Linked DNA regions of Homo sapiens: region 2 is linked to region 1. The links are chromatin loops, found by intact Hi-C in ENCODE. Cell type or tissue: heart left ventricle. All regions are shown on one strand. Links, peaks and the distances in the headings refer to the core of each region. The heading gives the core; the rest is flanking DNA. Region 1 holds the start of LOC102724849 (a long non-coding RNA gene). Region 2 holds the start of LINC01614 (long intergenic non-protein coding RNA 1614).

Region 1 (11,295 bases), core at 1,372-9,371:
TTGGGGGATTTCAATAAAATTAGAATCCCCCCCCCAACCTTTTAAAAAAATGTTTCACTATTATTGACTTCTTTGAAACTTTTCATCTCATATGAAAGCTGGCCTAAATAATCTGTAAGGTCCACTTAGCAATACATTCCTGTTTCTGGGGAGACAGGATGCCTTAGGGAGAGAGGTACTTTGAGACTGAGACTAGGTCATTAAGGACTGGTTGTAGGAATTTGGCAAAAGAGTGTGAGATTGTGAAGCGTGGAAATGAAAAATGGGTTCTCCGTGTACCATCTGAGCACTAGTTCTCTTATGTCAAATGACTTAGAGTGAACATTTTTGTTGCTTAGATTTTCATTATTAATTGTTAACTAAAATCACTTGAGTGATTAAAAACTCTTGGCAGCCACTGAATGTAACAAAAAAGCAAAAATTTGTTAATAGATTATTCAAATCTACTTAAATTGTTTTAAGTGATTATTCAAAATAAATATTCTTATTGTCTGATTATAAAAGTCACACACATTTGAACCAAATGGCTTTGGTTATGTATCTCTGTTCCTCTTCCATGATCACTATCCCCCCTCACCCACCCACCAGAGTACAACAGGTATGTTTGTGCTCTGTGAGCCTGTCTGATTGGATCAGAGGGTAGAGATTCTCTCTATCAGGGTTCTATAGCTGGGATTCAAATTAATTAATCAATCTGAATGTTTACAGTGGGAACGTTACATCGGAGGCTCTGTGAGCCGACTGTTAGAACTCTTGGTTGACAATGACAGAAATGCAAACTCAAATGTGCTTAAACAAAATATAATAACTTATTGGCTCAATAACTTAGAAGTCCAGAAGCATGATATGTACAATGCAGCACCGTATAGATGCTCAAATGACATCTTCAGAGCTGAGCCCTTCCATCTCAGAGCTCACTTTTCTTTGGGGTGCCTTCATTCTCAGGAAGGCTGTTCCCACACAGAGGCAGAGTAATCACCAGTAGCATCACACCTACATTCTACCACTTTAGCAATTCCAAACGGAAGTGTGATTATTAATTAATTCTTTAAAAATTCTCAGGAAGGGTTTCCATTGGCCTAGTTTGGACTGCAAGCCCAGCCATGAACAAATAGTAAAGGCTGTTGGTAATCAGGTACTGCAGTGCTCTGATTACTGGGACCTGAATCAAAATCCCACCCTGAGATCAGCAGGACCTGAAAAGCATGCACTGAAAGTGGAGAATGAATGGGTCTTTAGAGGAAAATCGGGGGGTTTTCTCTTATCACAGGGTCACATATTAGAAAAAGAGGTGATAATATTAGGTTGGTATGAAAGTGATCGCAATTTTTGCCTTTATATTCAATGTAACATATTCAATGGCAAAACCGTGATTACTTTCACATCAACCTAATACTTAGTTAATTGACTATTAATTCACCGATCGGCTGAGGAACTATCTAGGGCCAGCTTTGGAAGAGCCCCTTCTTGGAGAGAAGATATATAAACAGAAATTTGCTAGCAGAATGGACTGACTGAGTGGCTGCAGACTTGGGCTTTTTATGATCTAAGTGGCTGTGGTGCTTTCCCATTCAACCGATTGACTACTGAGCCTTATTCATTGGTCATTGTTTATCTTTGCTTGGATTATGCTGGGAGAGAATGACCAAGGCATTTGGACCAATCCAAGGAAAAGCATATTTAGGGTTCCTACCTGGTCCACTGTATATGTAAACATGGCTTACCAAATTCCTGGCCAGGCGCGGTGGTTCATGACTGTAATTTCAGCACTTTGGGAAGCCGAGGCGGAAAGATCACTTGAGGTCAGAAGTTCAAGACCAGTCTGGCCAACATGGCAAAACACTGTCTCTACTAAAAATACAAAAATTAGCCACGTGAGGTAGCAGGCACCTGTAATCCCAGCTACTGGGAGGCTGAAGTAGTAGAACCACTTAAACCTGGAAGGCAGAGGTTGCAGTGAGCCCAGATCATGCCACTGCACTCCAGCCTGGGCGACAGAGCGAGACTCTATTAAAAAAAAAAAAAAAATCCTGGAGTAAGTCTGAGGTATCAGGAATAAGCCTATTTATCAAATATAGCATAGTAACCTGTTGATCCAGTGTGCCTTGTCAGTTAATTTTCTCATTACTTACCTTTGAAGAAAATAAACTATACAGATTTGGTGTTTGCCAACAGGCAGAATATGTGGTTCCATTCACTGTCCAAATAAGCAGATGTAATCAGTTTCTCATTTCTACAAAATACAAACCTTTTATTGGTAAATTTGTTATAATTTAGAATGAATACATTGCCCCTCTTCATGCTTACAAAAATTCAGTTAACCTTAATCCAACTCAAGCCTCACCTCCTTTATAAATCCTTCCTTGATCACTCTGTCTACAACAATTTTCTTTCACTTCTTTCTTTTCTCTCACTTTTTCTTTCTCATTTTCTTTTTCTACAATAATAATACTAAATGTTACTCATTGAGCAACTATTATGTGCCAGGCACTCTGCTAAATATTTGTTAAGAATGATCCCTTTAAAATCCAACCAACAAGGCAGGTTATTAAAGATGATGCTTGTTTTGCAGAAGCACGGAGAAGCTAAAAAGCTTTGTCCAGTGTCACCTAATTTAGTGATAGAGCATGACTTTGAACCCAGATAGTCTGATTCTCAAGCCCATGCCCTTAGCCACTTTACTACACAACCTCTCACTGCACTTTTGATTATGTTATGTTATGTGGCAAAAGCGATTTTGCAGATGTAATTAAGGTTATTAATTAGTTATTTTTGTGTTAATTAAAAGCAGATTATCTGGTGGGCCTAATCTAATCACATGAACCTTTTAAAAGCAAAGAGCTTTCTCAGACTGGTGACAGAGGAAATGTCAGAGAGATTCAAAGCACAAGGCCACTGCTACCTGAAGATGGAGGGGAACACGTGCAAGGACTGGAGAGCTGCTTCTAGTTTCTGAAAACAACCGCTGGCAACAACCACCAGGAACTGAATTCTGCCAACAATCCATCTGAGTTTGGAGGCAGACTCTTCTCCAGAGCCTTCAGATAGGAGCCCAGCCTTGATTTCAGCCTCATGAGACCCTAAGCAGAAAACCCAGTCAAGCCCACCCAGATTTCTGACCTACTGAACTGTGAGACAATAAATGAGTGTTGTTTTAACGGGCTAGATTTGTGGTCATTTGTTCTACAGCCCCAGAAAACTAACCCAAGGCCAGATGCAGTGGCTCACACCTATAATCCCAGCACTTTGGCAGGCTGAGGAGGGCGGATCACCTGAGGTTAGGAGTTTGAGACCAGCCTGGCCAACATGGTGAACCCTCGTCTCTACCAAAAATACAAAAATTAACCAGACATGGTGGCAGAGGCCTGGCCAACATGGCAAAACCCCATCTCTACTAAAAGTACAGGAATTAGCTGAGCATGGTGGTGTGCGCCTGTAATCCCAGCTACTTGGAAGGCTGAAACAGGAGAATCACTTGAACCCAGGAAGCAGAGGTTGCAGTGAGCCGAGATTGTGCCATTGCACTCCAGCCTGGGTGACAGAGTGAGACTCTGTCTCAAAAAAAGAAAACTAATGCACACTTTTTTAAAATTAGGTGAACCATATGAAATTGCCAATATTGACTGTTGTGACCTACAGAAATAATTACTTCATTTGACTCAATCTAACATTATTTGAGGATGATCAAGCTAATATTATTTGCTGATGGGTTCTTAAAGACTTGACATTTTAGGAAGACGCAAAAAAATAAAGGTTTATAAATTTTACTCATCCCCATGTTCTTTACTCCCCAAAATGCACACACCAAAAAAAGTATATATGTTGACAATTTCTCAGTTCTGTGACAGAGAAAATGTCCTCTACTGCCTAACCTGTTGTTTCTAACTGCTGCTATTACCAATTGTGAAGATATTACAGTTCGTGTCTTTTCTCCAATGTGATCTTAAAATGTTTGAGATCAGAAACCATATTTTTGTTTCCAGCACAATGTTTGTTACATTAATAAATTTTCAGGTTTACCAGTGTTGGCACTTTGAAATGCAGAGTTAGTGATTCAGTTATGCAGAGTAACATTGGAGAACTTGCATTAGCATAACCACTAGAGAGAAAAGACGTTTTTCAGTGCAGACCCTAGATTGAGACTTTAAAACCCTTTATTTTCAAACTAAAAGAAGAGGTAAGGAGCACTGAAAGTCCCCATGTGCAAAAACAGGACTCAGAGATGATGACCGAGGTGAAAATTGAACAGGTCATCCTTCTAAAACAGCCCATGAGGGCATCTTGAGAACAAAGGACAAAGCAATCTTCATTGTTATAAACTCTTAATTATCCAAGAGGCCAGCAATTGTGTTTTTTTTTTAACAGAGCTTAAAATACATATATTTTTATTTACCTTTTACGTATGTGGTCAAAAGACACAAAAGGTTAATTCAGTACAAGGTGCAATGTTTGATCCCATGGAAAGAGTTCTGAGGCAGAGTCGAGACCAAACAGCTCCTCCTAGTTGTCATTGAGGGCATGACACTTAATATCAAATATTAAGGAAATTTGTTTCTGAAGTGTAACTCTGAGATGGAATAAGAAAACTAGCCATATATCCTGATCATTGTTGCCTCAAGGTCTGTGTATCAACTTTGTTCCATTCATACAGATAATAAGTGGCTGTGGTTAATTGATGAATAATTGCCAGGTCACTAGAACCCATCCACTTGGGAACTCCCCAGGACTGTGCTTTCAAATTAATACAGTCCGTTCTTTGGGAAATTTTGTTCAGTGTTTTTCTTCTAAACTTTAGAATCAGCCAAATAATTTTACCAATAAAATTTTAGTAATATACAGTACTATTTACAGAGTAATGCACAGAATCTCTTTTCAGAACTAACAAAGGAATACTAGCAGTAAAAAAGATCCTGCAAGGATCTTTTTTAAAAATCTGCTTAGAAAATAGATATGATTTAACACCTTAATTTGTAAAAATTTATTTCAAATGGTCTCCTTCAATAGCCCATTTTAAATGTTCTTGGTTCTTTTCTATTATTGCAAGCAGAGGCATGCTGTGTACTCTTAGTATTGTCTATTAACTAATACAAAAGAAAAAATTGGTGAAAAGGTTTTCATCATTGCATGATTCTGTTGCTCTTATAGAATACAAGTATTAGAATTGGAAGAGATCTTGGAAGGCATGCAGTACAATACAAGCATGAGTGACTCCCCTTCAAATACTATCCCCAAGTAATTTTATGTTTTTTGTTTAACTATGGCAGCCCATTTCAATCTTAGATAGCTCTTACCGTTAGGAAGTTCATCTTTATAGTGAAATAAAATCCTACCTCCCTGTAATTTTTATCTTTAGTCATGAAAGTCAAACTGTACTTAAGATGTGGTTATTTTGTTCTTACCTTGCTAGTTATAGTTTAATTACCAGTCTTTAAGCACTGTGAAAATTCTAACATTCTCATTCTATCAAACTACATTCTACATTGTACAGCAATTTGTATCTCCATAGAAACAATTCCAACACATAGAATTGTAATTCCCAAATGGCATAATTGTAAACATTTTCTCAGATAACTTCAAAGCCATTTCTGAAATTTCTTCTAAAACATTCACATGAACTCAGATTGTGAAAATGAGTTATACCTCCTTTGAAATCAAGTCGTTTTTTAATTCCTCCAAATATAAATGTTAAAAACTAAAATGTCAAAATAAGCAATGGTAGTATTAACACAGTTAATACTGAAGGTAAATGTTAAACACATGCTACTTTCTTTGCAAAGAGCATCTGCAAATTTAAAACCAAGAGTGGTCTCATTACAGACAAGTCTACTTGAAAAGTTACATTAAATTGTTTTACACGACATATCTTGGCATTTTATACTTTTTTAATTTTCAAAAGTTTATTTATAGAGAACACAGCTATTAGTGACGATGATTCTAGGTTTAGAGGGAACACATTTTCCCATTTCCTGGTGATTTTCCGTAAGCACAGTCTTGGTGCTCCTCTGGGCCAATTTTCCCATTTTGTTTCTCCTCTGGAGAAGTGAAGTGACGCACTGGCTTTGTAAATTTGGGGAAAATATCCAGACCAGCCTGATCAACTCTGCTCTCCTTTTCTCTCCTGGGTAGGGAGGCTGCTCACTGCGATCTCTGCTGCTCCTCTGTTTGTCCGTGCAGTTGGCTTTACTGGAACAGCAATGTGCCCTGTGTGGGCCACTCCTGGCCAGCAGGGACTGCAGAGGATAGATGAGACTCCCTAACTCTGGGTACACTAGGCAGGCCTCCTTCACTCTCTTCCCGAGCCACTTCCTTCACCTTAGCCCCCATCAGTTAGTTCTCTATGTGGAATTCAGGCAGGAAAGAGATGAGTTGTTTAATGAGCGCTCCTCTCACCCCTAGGGACCCTCAAAATGGGAAATCATAAAGTAAAGGAGCAAAGATATTTTAATTACTTAAACAGAGGAGAGAAACAAAGCTTTTATTCTTGCTGGTGGTAAGGTATGAGCTCTTCATCTCTTCTCTTAGAAACAAAAGCAAATTTAGGATATAAATCTATATTCCTTGCGAAGATGTGTGCTCCAATATTCTGGGTATATGCAAAATGTGCACATGAATGTTTAGGAAGTGCACATATATCATTATTTTATATTTGGGCATTTTTAGGTGAGGTTAAAAAATTATAATGGACAAAAGCTTTTTTACAGTTATGTAATTTTTGAACCCAAGGAATAAGAATTAATCTAATTCAACATATTTGTTTTATAAATAGGGAAACTGAGGCACAAAGATTTAAGTATAATCAAGTTCACACAGATATATACTGACAGAACAGGAACTGGAATGTCAATTATATAAAAATTATAATTGATAAATATCATACCACCCAAAGCCATCAGTGCCACTGTCAAGCATCTTTGCAATATACTAATGATGTGAATAGACCAGATATAATTTTATCCAGCTTTTACAATGAGAGTAATTAAGTCATTAAATTATACAAATACATACCCTTTCTACAATCATAAGGCAAATCAATAATAAATTAATAAATAACCTAATTTCTATCAGTGCTTACTATGCCACCAGATTTCACATATTCAACTTTTAACAGTAATTGTACACAGAGATGTGTTACAAAATGGGCTAATTTTCAACCCCAAAGAATTTTTCTCTTAGAACCAACAAGGCAACTTAAACTAGATTGTACTACTACAGATTCTTGATCATACTCCTGGGTAGCTAAAAATCAAAATAGTTATTGCAAGAATTATGTACATTATGTGTAACAATTAACTTTCTAAGACAGTTCCTTTTTATTGTCCATATTAATGACATTTCAGAACTTGAGTTTTAGGCAGTCTTCGGTCAGCAATTTCATCTTACCATAAACTGAGCAAGCTTTTCACAACATACTCATTTTTGTCTTGAACAATAAATAGTACTCCCCATATTCACTCACATTGTTTTATGCACTATGAGGTCATTTGAACCTCATGGGCTTCTTTCACATCAGCAATTCCAACAGAAGAGATTTCTTTGAATTTTGCTGCTTAGGCAGAAATCCAACATTGAGGCGATAGACAAGAAAACATAAAAATGAATCATGAAAGCTGACGTGTCATTTGGGAGAATGGCAAAGAAGAATACAGCATCGCAAATCAAAACAGATTGAGAGTCTAAAATCAGCGGTTGAGAAAACCTTTCTAGGTGGCTGAGAGCTGACTTACCCCAAGAATGGTCATCTCTGGCATGTAGAAGCTTCATCATCTAACCTTTCAAGAGGGATTTATTCAACATTTGTCATGTGCCCAACTTGGTGCTCCATGCTTGAAAGAAGAATACAAAAGAAATCAAAATATTATCCCTGCTCTTAGGAGATTTATTCTTTAATTGGGACGAGAAAAAAAATCAGATACCTGAAATAACTAGGCTAATTACAACATAAAATCTCTTACGCAACTTCCATGCAACCCACTTCCCAACTGTGCTCTGCTTTCCCTCCATAAAATGTGCTGGTGATGTCCAAGGTATACTCAAAGCTCATGATTCCACCCTAGCAGGTCACTGCTCTTGTGCTCTTATAATTTGAGTTATATGTTTAACAGAAGTCAGTTGTTGGGTACCAAACTGTTTATTGCCATTGTAATGGATTTGATAATTATGTAATTAAGCTGTTTTTGCCTTTTGTATTCATCTGTTTTGCATTGCTATAAAGAAATACTTGAGGCTGGGCAATTGGTTAAGAAAAGAGGTTTATTTGGCTCATGGTTCTGCAGGCTGTACAAGCATGGCAATATACAGCATCTGCTTGGCTTCTGGGGAGGCCTCAGGAAGCTTTTACTGATGGCAGAAGGTGCAGGGGGAGCAGGTATGTCACATGGAGAGAGAAAGGGGGAAAGAGAGAAAAGGGAGGAAGTGCCAGACTCCTTTTAACAATCAACTCTCCCAAGAACTAATAGAGTGAGAACTCACTCATTACCATGAGGTTGGCACCAGGCTACTGATGAGGGATCTGCCCTATTACCCAAACACCTCCGCTAGACCACACCTCCAACATTGGTGACATGGTTTGGCTGTGTCCCCACCCAAATCTCATCTTGAATTGTAGCTCCCATTATCCCCATGTGTCATGAGAGGGACCAAGTTCGAGGTAATTGAATCATGGAGGTAGGCTTTCCGGTGCTGTTCTTGTGATAGTGAGTGAGTCTCATGAGATCTGATGGTTTTATAAACAGCAATTCCCCTGTACATGCTGTCTTGCCTGCCACCATGTAAAATGTGCCTTTGCTGCTCCTTCGCCTTCCTTCATGACTGTGAGGCCTTCCCAGTCATTAAATCTCTTTTTCTTTATAAATTACTCAGTCTCAGGTATTTCTTCATAGCAGTATGACAATGGACTAATACAATTGGGGATCACATTTCAACATGAGATTTGGAGGGGGTGAATATCCAAACCATATTATCTTTAAAATCAAAATGTTGAAAGAGAGCAATTCCTAAGAAAACCAATTTGAATTACTTTGGAAAGACGCAATAAAATTGAGATATTTAAAATATTGCTGTTAATTCAGTTTGGGCACGACAACTATAAAAGATTGGAGAAAATATTATAAGAATCTGGAAGGAAATTTCACTCAGATGGTCTACACCAGCAGTCAGCAAACTTTTTCCTAAATGAACACATAGTAAATATTTTCAGTTTTGTAGTCAATATGGTCCCTGTCACAACTGCTCAACTGTGCCACTGTAGCAGAAAAGTAGCCAGGGATGATACATTTTTAAAAATAGATGTGGCTATATATTTTTAAACTTCATTTATGAACACTGAAATTTGAATCTCATATAACATTCTCATGTCATAAAATATTATTTTTAAATTTTTCAACTGCATAAATTCTAAAAATCAATCTTAGCTCACAGGCTGCACAAAAACAAAGGGTAGGCTGGATTTGGCCCCTGGGTTTGCTGACTCCTAGGTTAAGTTACATATCTTAAAGAACAGAGAGAAATTTGGAATTGCTGCCTCAAAAGGCAAATGCATTCTGTTTTTAGTGTTCATTTAATTTTATTAAATGTGATACATTATGCTAGTCTCCTTGGGCTGCCATAACAGATACCACAAATTAGGGGGCTTAAATAATGGAAATTCATTTTCTCACAGTTCTGGAGGCTGGTAGTCAAGATCAAGGTCTGGCAGGGTTCGTTTCTGGTGCGGGCTCTTTTCCTGTTACATTCCTTTTCCTCTGTGCTTGCCTGGGGTCAGGAAGGCGTACAGGGTGGGGGAGATGTCTCTGGTGTCTCTTCTAATAAGGATGCTAATCTTATAGGATTGGGGTCTTGGTCTCTAAATATTCATACATGTATAGATCACTATTCTTGTTTCCTTCTCACAATATCTTCTCTTTCTACAGTCATGATTTTAGGTTTTAGTTTGTTTTTATTTTTCACTTTCTTCTATTTTTTGCATTGCCTCTTATTCTTTTGTTTTGTATTCTATAAATTCACTTTAACCTTTTGTGTCAGAGGCTTTTCTCAAAGGTTTGGTGACTGATCCTTTGACATCCATTCATGTTTAGAATCGGGACACTAAAGATCTGATTGGAAACTGCACAGAGGAGTGGAGCTTAGTGACTGATTGGCAACACTGTAGGTGATGGGGTTAGAATCTGGCTATTTCACTACAGGACTCCCCAGTGTCAGATCTACAGATTATTGTCTCCAAAGAGACTAAGTCCAGAGAGAACATTTTCAATCTGCCAAATGGAGAGTAAGCATGTATACCTTCACTTAACTCTCCATTTTTTTTAGCCCTGTGCTTCACCACTATCACCCTCCCTGCCACTGAGTTTGGGGTTTTTCTGGTTCAATCTATCTACACAGCAAATTTCCTGGGTCCTACTTGGGCAAGAGGAGTGGATCAGTCCATGGCTGGGTAGAATAGGGGCAGGAGTAACAAGGGCGTCCAGTTATTCTTTATGCAGATACTTTCAAACACCTCTCAGTCCCACTTTCCTGCCCTCCCTTCAGAGGTACCTGATGCCTCCCATGATTGAGGCTTTCCGGGTTTCTTGAATATCAATCAGCTTCTTTTTTTTTTTTTGGCTTGCAGGCATTAATTCTGTGACCTTAGGTATCACTTCTCCACCTGTGTTCCTTTTTCCAAAATGTTGTTGTCTCTCATCTACTGTCTCCTTTCTTATTCTCTTTATTCTTGTAGGTTTAAATTGTTTTCATCTCTGAACTATAGGTGTGATTTCAGGAGGGTGTAGAGGAAATGCTTGTGTTCAGTCTACTGTGTCTTAGGTTCGTGCATTTTAAATATTGCCAAAATGTCCTTTTAAAAGATTACCTCAATTTTCACTCCTAAAAATCTGTGCACATGTATACATTTTTCCAACTGACACACTTGCCAATAGTGTACAAAAATCAACCTTTTTATCTCTGTCAACTGACTAGTACATTTTACATTCCTTAAAAGTAGAGCCTACATCTTATCTATCAACGTCTCCTACACACAATGATTGACACAAAAACATCTGTAAGAAAGAGCAAGAATCAACAAATTCAGCCCTTCAGTTAACCAGGCATTTGCCTTTGGGCATATTATGTCATGCCTCTGGAGTTCTATCTATGAACCTAAATTTATCACTCATTCTCTTGTTATCATTAATACTCCAGGTGCTTGGATTCATTTGCTAGGGTAATACAAAGTACCATAGAATGGAGGCCTTAAACCACAGAAATGCATTGTCTTACACTTCTCAAAACCAGAAGTCCAAAATCAAGATGTCAGCAGTG
Region 2 (11,295 bases), core at 2,172-10,171, 260 kb before region 1:
TAAAAATGCCCACTCTTGTTGCCCAGGCTGGAGTGCAATGGTGTGATCTGCAACCTCTGCCTCCCAGGTTCAAGCAATTCTCCTGCCTCAGCCTCCCGAGTAGCTGGGATTAGAGGCATGTGCCACCACGCGTGGCTAATTTTGTATTTTTAGTAGAGACAGGGTTTCACCATGTTGGTCAGGCTGGTCTCGAACTCCTGACCTCAGGTGATCCACCCGCTTTGTCCTCTCAAAGTGTTGGGATTACAGATGTGAGCCACGGTGCCCAGCCAAAGAAGCTGATTCTAAACCAACAACCATGGTGTTTTCCAATAGACTGTTTAGTATTCATATAAGAAGCATTATTTACAATGCTAACAATTTTCTTTTCACAATAATCATTTATCTAACTGGCTGTAAGATAGGGTAAACTATAGTTTACCCTATTATCTGATTTACCGAACAGATCTTGGTTTTTAAAATGTTAAATCATGTTTTTGGAATAAAAATGGTAAATGAAGAATGCTTGTCACCACATGTTAGTAATGGAAGTATTCTATTATTTTTAATTTTATGTATGTACAGACAAGAGCTATATGGGAAAGTAGCTATTACAGACCCATTATAGTTTCATCATTTATAACCAGGGTTGGTAGTAAAGCAACAGAAATACATCTTCAATGCAGACTTGCTCCCAGCATCTCTTTCCTTTCATCCTTGACCATATTGCATCCTGGACAGGAAGAAGACATCCTCAGCCCACCACCCCTTCCCCTCCAATGTGGACTGAGTGTTGGGTCAACTGATAAGCAGTGCAGACTCTTCATTTTGCTTTGTTGGTGCCTTGGAGGCATGTGAGGGCACAGCCTCAAATTCCAGAGACCTTGCCTTCAGGATTTGAGGTGGGCAAAGATGTGAAAGAAGACCTTTAGCCACTCAGTGTTATCAAAAGCAATCACCAAAGAAGTTTTTGCATCTGGCATTGTGTTGGGACGTCCATCAGCAGTACCGTACGGTCTCTTTACTGGACAAGTATTTACACCTTGTTAACAGCAGTGTACACCCGGTGGAAAACTCCTATTCATGGCATGGCAGAATTGTAAACATTTCCTCCTTCACCAAATTTGTGGATGGAATAAAATGTAGCCTTAAACTTTATTGGCTTCTCCAGTCTTCCACCTGCAGGGCCCAAAAACTTTCAGAAGTAGGAATCCTGTGGCATCTGCTAATGGTGATTGGAAGAAAGAGTAGAGGTGACAGTATCTATGGGTGCAGTACCAGAACTATTACGAAATGCTTCCAGCTGCGATTTCAGAGGAATCCCCCCTGAACCCCTGGACGTGGTTCTCCTATTTCAGTCACACTTCTAGCTATGACTCTGCTTAGACAAGATGAAGTTGATGGATCCATTAGAAAGTTTCCACTGAACTTGTCTGGTCCAATTTCTCTTTCCTCAAGGGCATGGACACAGCTTTGGTTCTCCTTCCTGAACTTACTTGTCTGCTGCTCCCATTCTTCCCATTAGGGCATAGAAGATTACCTAGCAGGTGAAGGCACCCTACACTCTTTGGTTTTTAATAGGAGAAACCCTCCAGTCAGAGATAAATCTTACTTGGAGTCTAGGTAGCTATAAGTCTGAAGTGTCAGTACGACATTTCAGCACTTTCAGTAGGAGCTCCCAAGGGCCAAATAAATCACAGAACCAGCCTTTGAGATATTGACTTTGGCTTGAAATAGAATGTGAGGTGGTGATTCTGCTCTATTATACCAGAGGCCAAGTTTTTTCTGAAGTAGCCATAGCCAGGTGAGGGTGGCCTTCTGGAGGAGTAAGGTTTGAGAGAACTATGTTGGAAGTCATTAAGAGAAAGAGCCTATTCCCCAGCTGCTTCCTGCTCAGAAGCAAGGGCCCTGGTGGTTGGTACAAGATAAAGCTAAGCATGAAGGCTCTTCTCTTGATAATCTAGATCGCCCCAAAACAACTGAGTCTATAAAGAACCCAGATTATGTCATGTGCCAATCTGTCACACACCGGAATGTATATCTCATGATTCAATAATTTCTGTTGTGTATACAATTGTGATGTGCATGTCAATTCCCATCTTTCTTAGGTAATGTGCGATAGTTCAGTCTTCATTGTCCTTGGAGAATAAGATGCATCATGTAAGGTGGCAGTCTGCTAAGATTGCTACTTTAAGGAAGAGGTGCTGTTGCAAAAGAAACGTTGAAGTTAAAAACAACTAATGATCAATTGATTGGGCTTGGACACAGACCCTAGCACTTGAGTACCTTACACTTTTTAACTTGCACTCCAGCTTTGATCAAGCTTTTCCTGTCATTGTATAGCCAGGAAATCATAATTCTCTTGGCTTCGCTCTTGGTTGACATTTGGGAAATGGCTGCCCTTTAGAACTTGGCTCTGATCTCTTCGGTATTTGCCTGATGTCTTGAGACTCCATTCTTCTGAGCTCCTGGTGTCTTAGATTCTCCCTGAAGTTAAGAACACTATCAATCCTCCAAACCTCCAATCCTCTTATACTATGACAACTCATAATGTACTAAATTCAAATGAAAATCTTAGGCAAGTCCCTTTAGGGTCTCCTACTCTTCATATGAAACTGCATTTTTATCAGTATAACAAATATAATTTTCAAAAGTCACATAAATTCTACTAGTTTGAAAGTAAAAGGGGTACAAATGCTTTGCATCATGTTTCTAGGGTTTCTTAGGAATTTTATATGAAAAGCACTTTTTACTTCCTGGCCAGCCAAGAACTCCAACTGATTTCAGCTGCTGCTATTTGGTGTGTGAAAAAAAAAAAAAAAAAAACAATTTTCCAAAGAATTTTGTTATCGGTAATGCTATGCAACCTGGCATAACACACTTGACAATATCAAAAGAGATGCTATCATATAAATGTAACAGGGAGCAGAATGCAGTTCTGTTTCATGATTTGGCCAGAAAAAAAACAAATTACCTTGAGTGACCCAAGGCAACCTGACTTCATTAGACCCCCGGCCCTTGTACACATTACAATTCTGCCCCAGTAAGGAGATTACAAAAGAAAGGTTTTCATGGCTCTCAAAAAGGAGATCCTCTCCTTTTCAATTACATCTGATTTATGAACTGTTAAAACTATTTCCCAAAGTCTGCCTTCACAGCCTCTCACTTGTCTGATAAACACTGCACAAAAATTCTGCTGGTTTGCAAAATATGACTCTTACGTGTCTGAAGTCCCCTTTCGGATCCTGGGAGGAAGGAACATTGAAGTCTCCAAAGAGCTGCTGGTGACAAATGTCTACTGCATTTCCTGATGGCAGAGAACAAAAGTGAGACGTGAAAGAGAAAACATACACGCAGTGGAATCCTCTCTCCTTCAGCTCCTTTGGAGCGAAGTGCTGAGCTATCTGATTTTTATACCTCTACCCCCTCAGCCCTTTTCCCTCTCAGACTGTGGTCTGTTCTCCACAAATATGTCCTTTTTGGTCTCAAACCAGATGGAATTATAGAAAACAAACTGTAAGTTCCCAGGCCCACAACTTTCTCACAGCCTGGAAGGGAGTGAGTGACAGGACGTGGATTACCCTCTCCTCCCCAGCCACCTCCACCTTCTTTTCAAAAGCGAATTCTTTAAAAAATATAGAGAGAGCATAACTCAGCCGTCATTTGGCAATGGGTGAGCATGGTTATCTTTCAAAATAATAATGACGCCAAACTTTATAGAAAAAGGAAACCGTTCTCTTTGTTCCAAAAACCCTACGATGTAGATGAATATCTCTTAAGGCATAAATACAAGGACATTTTTAGAACTGGCCCACTTGCTAGTCTAGACTTATAGGAAAGCATCATAAAACTGTTATTTTTCAATAGGTCAAATTCTCTTCCAATGCAACTCTATCTGCCCCAGAACTGAAAAGAATCCCAGTTTTAGAAAGAATTTGGCAGCACTAGGCCAGTTCTTTCCTTATTCATCTGCTATAGATCTTGATCCACATCATATTAACAAGAGTTTTGAAGGTTTTTCTGTGTGCTTTATTTTTTAACAAGGGAAGCGTCTTCCACCTGAGCTCCTCAAGATGATTTCTCAGACTCTACTGAGTGTGAGGTGGTCTGAGTGTTTGGCTGGAAGGCAGGTTTGCTCCTCCTGGACCTAATGTCTTGGTCTTATGAGAGAATTTTGTGGGCCCCTTTGCCTCCTGCTCAAGGCACCAGTGAATATCATTTGCAGAATTAGGGTGTTGGCTCAAAAGAGACATAGTGTATTATCCCATAGAAAGTATGAGAGCATCTGGGAATTATGAGGGCGTTTATGAGTAACATCTCTGGTAGACACATGAGATCAGCCTTCTTCCCGCTCACCACCACCGAAGATCTGGGGGCGGATGGGCAGAGGTGAGGTGGTGTGGCATGGCAGCTGGAACACAAGTGGAAATAGTCAACTTGGCCATACTAAAACCCTATTTGCCATCTATGTGTGACGCCATTCCAGCATTTGGTGTCCAAGGACACCTAGTCCTGGCCTCGCTTGCCTTCCTATTTTTAAGGGGGAAAGACTTCATCTACTTATTTAAGCAAAATGAAAAAAAAACTTGAATATCAAGTAATTGTTGAGAAAGCAACACAGTGATAAAATTTTAAAATATACAAATCAAGACTATATGGCATCAATTTTGCTAGAATGACCCATGAACTTTAAATATCAAGGAGCAACATCTTGGACATTGGGCATTAGTTTTACTATGATATCTTTCAATTCAGAAGAGGACAAAGTTTTTACGTAGTTCCCTGCATCAGTGATGGGAGTGTTGAGTTTTCATGTTTTTTGAAAAAAGTGGAAGTTAAATTACTTCTTTTGACTGTCCAAGGTGGTGCATTTTATGGAAGAAGAAGAAGGCCCTGTGCTGGGAGCCTTACATTTTGCTATGGCCTCTATCAGTAGCTGAGAGTGGTGATATGGAACTCCCCTGCCTGTCTGGGCCTCAGTCATTCTTTCTGCAAGGAAAGACTAATGGGGTTGACATTTACTGCCTTCACTGAGGTCTCTTAAAGTGTAATGACACTCTGGGCATGGAGTGGATTTTAGTAAGAGTGATGTGATTCACCTGCCCTCTGAATTCATGTGCAAGGTGTGAGCAGAAGCAGGAGCAATGGAGTGTGTGAGTGTGTGTGTGTGTATATGTGTGTGTGTGTGTGTTTAGAGCTAAAAGTAGTGACCAAGGACAGTTGAGCTGCTACAAGTTTCATTTTTTTTTATCTTCAGTAGAAACGTCCTATTGCCAAATCTTTGAGGAGGTAGCTAAGGCTTTTTCTAAGACGCAGACAAATGTTCCTCTTAGCTATCATGATAGATTTTTGACCAGGAAAGCCACTCTCAGAGACATGTGATGATTTGCCTGGGGTGATGTGTCTCCATTAGGAGATAAGTAGTGGTACTGATGCTGAAGTGATCTGGTGGAGGAATGGCCTGAGACAGAGATTGCAAACTACATAACAACCCAACATAATGACTCTGATCAACCCACAGGGGCTGTTGATGAGCATTCTGCAGGTAAACACAGACTAGCTCCAGAGAGAAGTGTCATGATCAACTTGTAATGCCTGTCTCAGGTGTGACAGGGCAAGTGGTGCCCTTGTGCCACGGTGTTGTCAATGGCACCATGGAACATACCAGAGAAAACACAATCAGATGGATCTGGCTTCTAATTAGATCCACCTTGGCAAAGTTGTGTGACTTTGAGCAAGTGACATAACCTCTCTAAGTTCAATGTCCTTCTCAAGAAATGGGGATACCTTCCTTGTGGAATTATTGTGAGGCTGAAGCAAGATAATGCATGCTTGCTCTTATTCTTGTAATTGTGGCTAGTAAAAGGTAACTAGTGTCAAGTGAGAAAGCTTTGGATTAGAGATGTGGTTCGGGCTTGCACATTCATTTTTCATGAATGTGAGAAGACTTATTGGAGACACCAAGTCATGGAGGGCTTCAATTCAGACTCAGCATAATAGAAGGCTTGATGATCATTTTCCCCAAACAGGGTCAAAGTCGTGTAAATAGGAGGCATACACATTCTTCAGATGGTGTTAATGACATAATCTTCATTAGGAAATGACTCCCTATGGTTATGAACTGTGCATAATTGTAGGTTTGGTGAGAGAAATCCAACCCCATCCTGGGGCATTGCCCGCATTAATCTCTTTCATCTACAGAACCAGAGCTCACTCTTTTTTTTTTTTTTTTTTTTTTTTGAGACAAAGTCTAGCTCTGTCACCCAGGCTGGAGTGCAGTGGCACAATCTTGGCTCACTGCAACCTCCACCTCTTGGGTTCAAGTGATTCTCCTACCTCAGCCTTCCGAGTAGCTGAGATTACAGACACCCACCACCACGCCCTGCTAATTTTTTGGTATTTTTAGTAGAGATGGGGTTTAATCATGTTGGCCAGGCTGGTCTTGAACTCCTGACCTCAGGTGATCTGCCCGCTTCAGCTTCCCAAAGTGCTGGGATTGCACGTGTGAGCCACTGCACCTGTACCCACTCTTCTTTTGAGTCTAAATCCCATTCTTCTCTATGAGCAGACATGAAAGCTACTGGCTTTCAGCCTGAGCCTCCAGAATTTGAAATATACGGGAAAGGAACCAGCAACTGGGCATCCAGGGGAAGGGGGATAGAATCAGAAATACTAAATGAGGCAGAGCTCTAAAGGCAAAGAAGATGTGGAAAGAGTGAAAGGGGAGAGTTAGGATGTTGGGAGAGGACCATGTGGTCACTCTCGGAGGGCTGTCTTCTTGGGATATAGAGTGTTCCAGTTGCATCTCCCTATTCCTTGATGGCCTTGGAACAGTTTCCTGAAGGCTGGAAACCTCACAGGGTTCACTGCATCATCTGTTCAGGGAAGGTGGGGAAGTGCCAGTCAGAAATGGTGGTGGGGAAACCAGTTCCCTGTCCATCCGAAGGACTTTGAAAAGCACCATCATTGTGAACCACCAGGCAGCCTGGAGCCTCAATTTCTGTTTACCTACCCAGCTGCAGAGAGAGTACAAAACAGTAAGGCTGGTTTTCTGTGAGGTCAGATATAAAACATTACATAGGATAGAGAAAAAGGACTTGTTTAGTTAGGTTTCTTTAACATTATATCATCATTATTTCCAGACTAAGGTGACCTCTCTACTGGCCAAAGGGACACACTGAATTGTGGATCATCTCTCTGGAGTTCCCTTGATATACAAATGATGCTCATTGGGGACATCTGAATGTATGCTTGAGGACATCAGAATTTCCCATTATCCATTTTATTGTTACACCCATAAAGATTCTCCCCTTAGGACTGAGGGAGGGCAGGTGCTTTCTTGGTTTCCAGAAAAGGATAAAGGCTTCTCATGGACCTTATAACCAGTAATAACAGAGTTATCTATATACTCAGGAAAATGACTAGGTGATGTCAAAGTGTATGTTAACTACATAACTCCCCATGTTTGTTATTCCCAGCCTGTTTCTCTGTAGTTCTCAGTAAAATCCTGGAAAGGAATTTACAGAGGATTGGTGAGGGGTATGGATGGGACAGAAGAAAGTGGAGGAACCTGGAGACCTGGCCCAAATTAAGGCTATCTAGGATGAAGTAAAAATCATGACAGAAGGCTTATAAGATGGAAGGATGGCAAGGTCCCTGTGTCCCATGGAAAGAGAGCAAGGGGTGCCATCTTGGGCCAGAGAAGATGTCTAAGCTGAGGACCCACAGTGATCACTCAAAAGTTTGACACCCCCCTCTCATATCAGCAAAGGACACCCTTTGTAAAAAGTTCTCAGCACAGACTCACCCCAGCAATCATACACAAGGAGTAGCCAGTCTTCTAAGTTTCCACTTTCTATTCCTGTCCTAACTGACCAATCTCTTTTGTAGCTGTTGTTTGAAAGGATTTTCAGTTGCACAACTTTCTGCACATGTTGTAATTTGAACATAAACAGTGAAAATCTTTGGAATGCTTCCCTTTCAAATGTTTGTGGTTGACAAATATCTTTTCAACTAACATTTTCCCACTTAAAATGTAGTAAACTATTTAGTTTCACATTAATCCAAAGTAAGAAGTGGCTTCTCCTCCTCTTGGTTTTCCTTTCGTCCTCTTCCTCCTCTTCTTTATCCTCCTCCTTTTCTTTCTCTGCCTCTCTCCTTTGATATATGAGATGGTTGGTTGACTTATCATGGCAGTGTGACATTAAATTTTTTTTCTCTTTGCAAATCCATTTTGAGCAAATCCTATGATAGGGATGGAGAGATCACATTTAGAAAAGCTTCTTAAAACCTTAAAGCTTTCATTTAGTAAATATGACAAGCACTGTAATTTATAGATGGGATTATAACATTCTAACCTCTATTTGGGCTCTGCTTTCCCAACTCTCAGGGGTAATGAGATGATGAATAAGTTAATATTTATTCAAGGATTTGAAGCAAAGCAATGTCTTAAATGCTTATGTATTTTGACCTCAAATTGCACTCCTACAGAATTCCCTGTAAGCAAGAAAAAGGAAGGAGGCAGTGGCAGAAACGACACAAAGCAACTATTTGTGCTTCTCTCAAACCTCCAGAACTCAGTAGAGGAGTAGGGGAAGTGCTTATATTTGACAATCCTTGTTCCAGAGTGATTCTTGCTGGACTTAAGTGAAGGGGCAGCATCGATAGATCTCTCCTCAGTGACTTCTAGTACTTTCTTTACCCCAACACCCAGAGCCTTCCTAATATCCAGTGGCTGTGACCCTTCACCAGCACTGTTCAGCATGGTGTGCTTCCTCCCAGGTTTAGACCCTAGTGCCAAAAATTTCTGTCTTTTGTCTTTGGAGCCCAGACAGATGACTGAGCAGCTACTCTGCAAATGCAGTTTGACCCAGGGGATTAATCGCTGCTAATATCTCAGGAAAGCTTTTTCAACAGTCATTACAGTAAGGAGAACAAATGCAGATACCAGAACAATAAAAACAGTAATAATAGTGTCAATCATCAAGTCCTGACCGTGGGTAAAGGTCTGTGTAAAGTCCAGATGTTATCTAATCAATCCTCACAGCAGTCCTGTGAGTGGGAATTATTATTATTCTCATATTACATGTCAGGCAGACAGGCTCAGGGAAGTTCACTAATTTGCCTAAAGTCACACAGCTAGGAAGCAGCTGAGTCAGGATACACACCACCAAGCCTCAGGCTTTCTAGGCTATGAGCTCCAGACTTGTAGGTGGCCCTCTCACCCTAAAAACCTGTACATGCCTTGCAAATAGAAGGGGATAAATAAATGTTTATTATCCAAATTGAATAGAATTATTTTCTATGTGATTTAGGGAAGTCTCAACCTTCCAAGGCAAACATTTTACATTTAACAGACAAGAAAAGAGTGACTATTGTTTGTATTTTAAGTCTTATCGCTGCATGGAGAGGAAGGTAGGGGGCTGAGGAGTTTCTCACTCATCAACTGAGAATTATTGAACAATAGTTTTTTTCCCCCTTCTGGCCTTTGAAGTCAGATCACATAAACAAGTACCTGACTGCATGAAAGGCTGTATTTGCTTGACAAATGTCTGAGAAAATCTTAACAGCACCAACTAAGTGATCAAGCATTTACTAAGCACACAGACTTAGGCAGAAACATGGATCTTGTCTTCTAGGAATTTGTAATCTGACAGAAACAAAGCAGGACCTCAGAGAACTTCCCATGTCTGGTTTCTTGTCAAGCACGCCCTTGGCCAGTACATGGAGGAAACTCTGGAAGTGAATTCTAAGGGGACTTAGGGCTCCTTGATGATAGTTTTAGGAGATGTTAGTTTCTGCTTCACTAGGTGAATTTCCCATTTCCCACTAGGTCAAGAATGTGAGCCAATTCCAAAGGAATGTGGTATTGTAATACATCTAGCAGGAAACTCACATAGACAGTTCCTTTTCCTTCTGGAGTTAGAAGATGAAATGAAAAGCGGAAATAGCCACACTGCAAGTTCCAAAGCTGTGCTTTTACAAGCAAAGTCTGATTCATAATATTGACTTGGTGCAATCTCATAGTATATGGACATGTCTCTAGGGTCTGTGTTTAACAAGCTCCCTCCCCGCTACAAAGCCCACCCTTAACCCTACTTTTTATCTCCTGGGGACCTCCCCAAAATCAGTTCAATGAAAATTAACATTTACTGGGGAAGGTCCTGAGACCCATGATATGCATGGGTGTGGAACATCAAAGATTAAAAAGATAATATTTCCCAGGAGCTAGAGACCAGCCTGGGCAACATGGCAAAGCCCTGTCTCTACAAAAAATATAAAGCAAACTAGCTGGGCATGGTGGTGCACACCTGTAGTCTTAACAACTAGGGAGGCTGAGGTGGGGGGATGGCTCGAGTCTGGGAGGTCAAGGCTGCAGAAAGCCATGATCACGCCATTGCACTCCAGCCTGGGCAACAGAACAAGGCCTTCTCTCAAAAAAAAAAAAAGAAAAAAAAATATAAGAAAGACTTTTCAGCTGTAAAGATCTTTTATCCCCACTGCTGCCAGGGAAAGCTCCCCAGAGCAGGAAGCCCAGAAGGCCTCTTGTTTGTGGTTCTTTCTCTGCAGCACATGGATGCACTTTGAAATTCACAGCAAGGTAGACCATGGGGCTGCTTAACCCTACTTTGCAGGCACTCTGTATATTGGTCAGAGACTGAGTATGTCCCTCCTCAGACCGGACACAAAGTGAACTAAAGGAAGATTCATAAACTTATTTTGCTTAAAGATTGAGTGGACACTGTGGAGCAATGCAGATCAGGGCTGGGAATTTTTATTTCATCTGATTGACTTGTCCCTTGTACCACACTGAGGAGGGCCATGCAGCTTAAAGGGTTCTGAATTCATCTTATTTCTGACTTTTCCTTCTTCGCATCCTTCATCTTGTAGTTCTGTGTCCCACCTCTCTCTCCCCCTCACCTCCCTCCCATTTTCCAACATGAGGGAAATTATTTCTTTTGGTTTATAAAACTCTACACTTCAGATTTGGGGCAAAAGCTAGTTGGCTCTACCTCGGTTTTGCTAATTCCAAAAGGCTGGTGGATGAGCTGAGATCTCCTGGTGGGGTGAAGGAAGAAGGCAGCTCAATGTTTGCATCAGTGTGGTGGAAAATTGGGATTCATCTGATTTCCTAATGAATTACAGAAGAGCACGCATAACCTCACCACAGTTGAGTATTTGTTTCTTTCTGAGGATAATACAGGTTAGTTGCAAGTGAGCAAAGCTTTTCCTTACCCTTAAGATAACTTCAGCCTTATTTCTTATGCAATAATATTTCTGCTATTATTTTTCTAATTCTCTTCTTGCTCCTTTCTG

Evidence for each region. Hi-C counts contacts between places; a loop is a spot of excess contacts. Peaks named below come from ENCODE experiments on the same cell type or tissue, not always from the same donor. Only the 100,000 strongest peaks of a DNase experiment are listed, where the experiment ranks them.
Region 2: a loop joins it to region 1, with 2.9 times the contacts of the local background. A loop is called at or near these places in 9 of 110 quality-filtered maps.

What each region holds. Positions count from the first base shown.
Region 1 is chr2:215,447,830-215,459,124 of GRCh38, reverse strand. It overlaps LOC102724849 (a long non-coding RNA gene), which reads right to left and starts at 5,418. Exons shown (of 4, transcript NR_110607.1): 1 at 5,400-5,418; 2 at 2,133-2,233. In heart left ventricle, for the core only: a CTCF peak has its summit at 4,506; no DNase peak of the experiment used is centred there.
Region 2 is chr2:215,710,168-215,721,462 of GRCh38, reverse strand. All of the region lies in intron 5 of LINC00607 (long intergenic non-protein coding RNA 607), which reads left to right. LINC01614 (long intergenic non-protein coding RNA 1614) reads right to left here and starts at 3,420. Exons shown (of 2, transcript NR_132383.1): 1 at 3,201-3,420; 2 at 517-2,466. LOC102724861 (a long non-coding RNA gene) reads right to left here. Exons shown (of 8, transcript NR_187737.1): 8 at 7,077-8,223. In heart left ventricle, for the core only: no CTCF peak of the experiment used is centred there; no DNase peak of the experiment used is centred there; H3K4me3 peaks cover 507 bases; H3K27ac peaks cover 1,061 bases.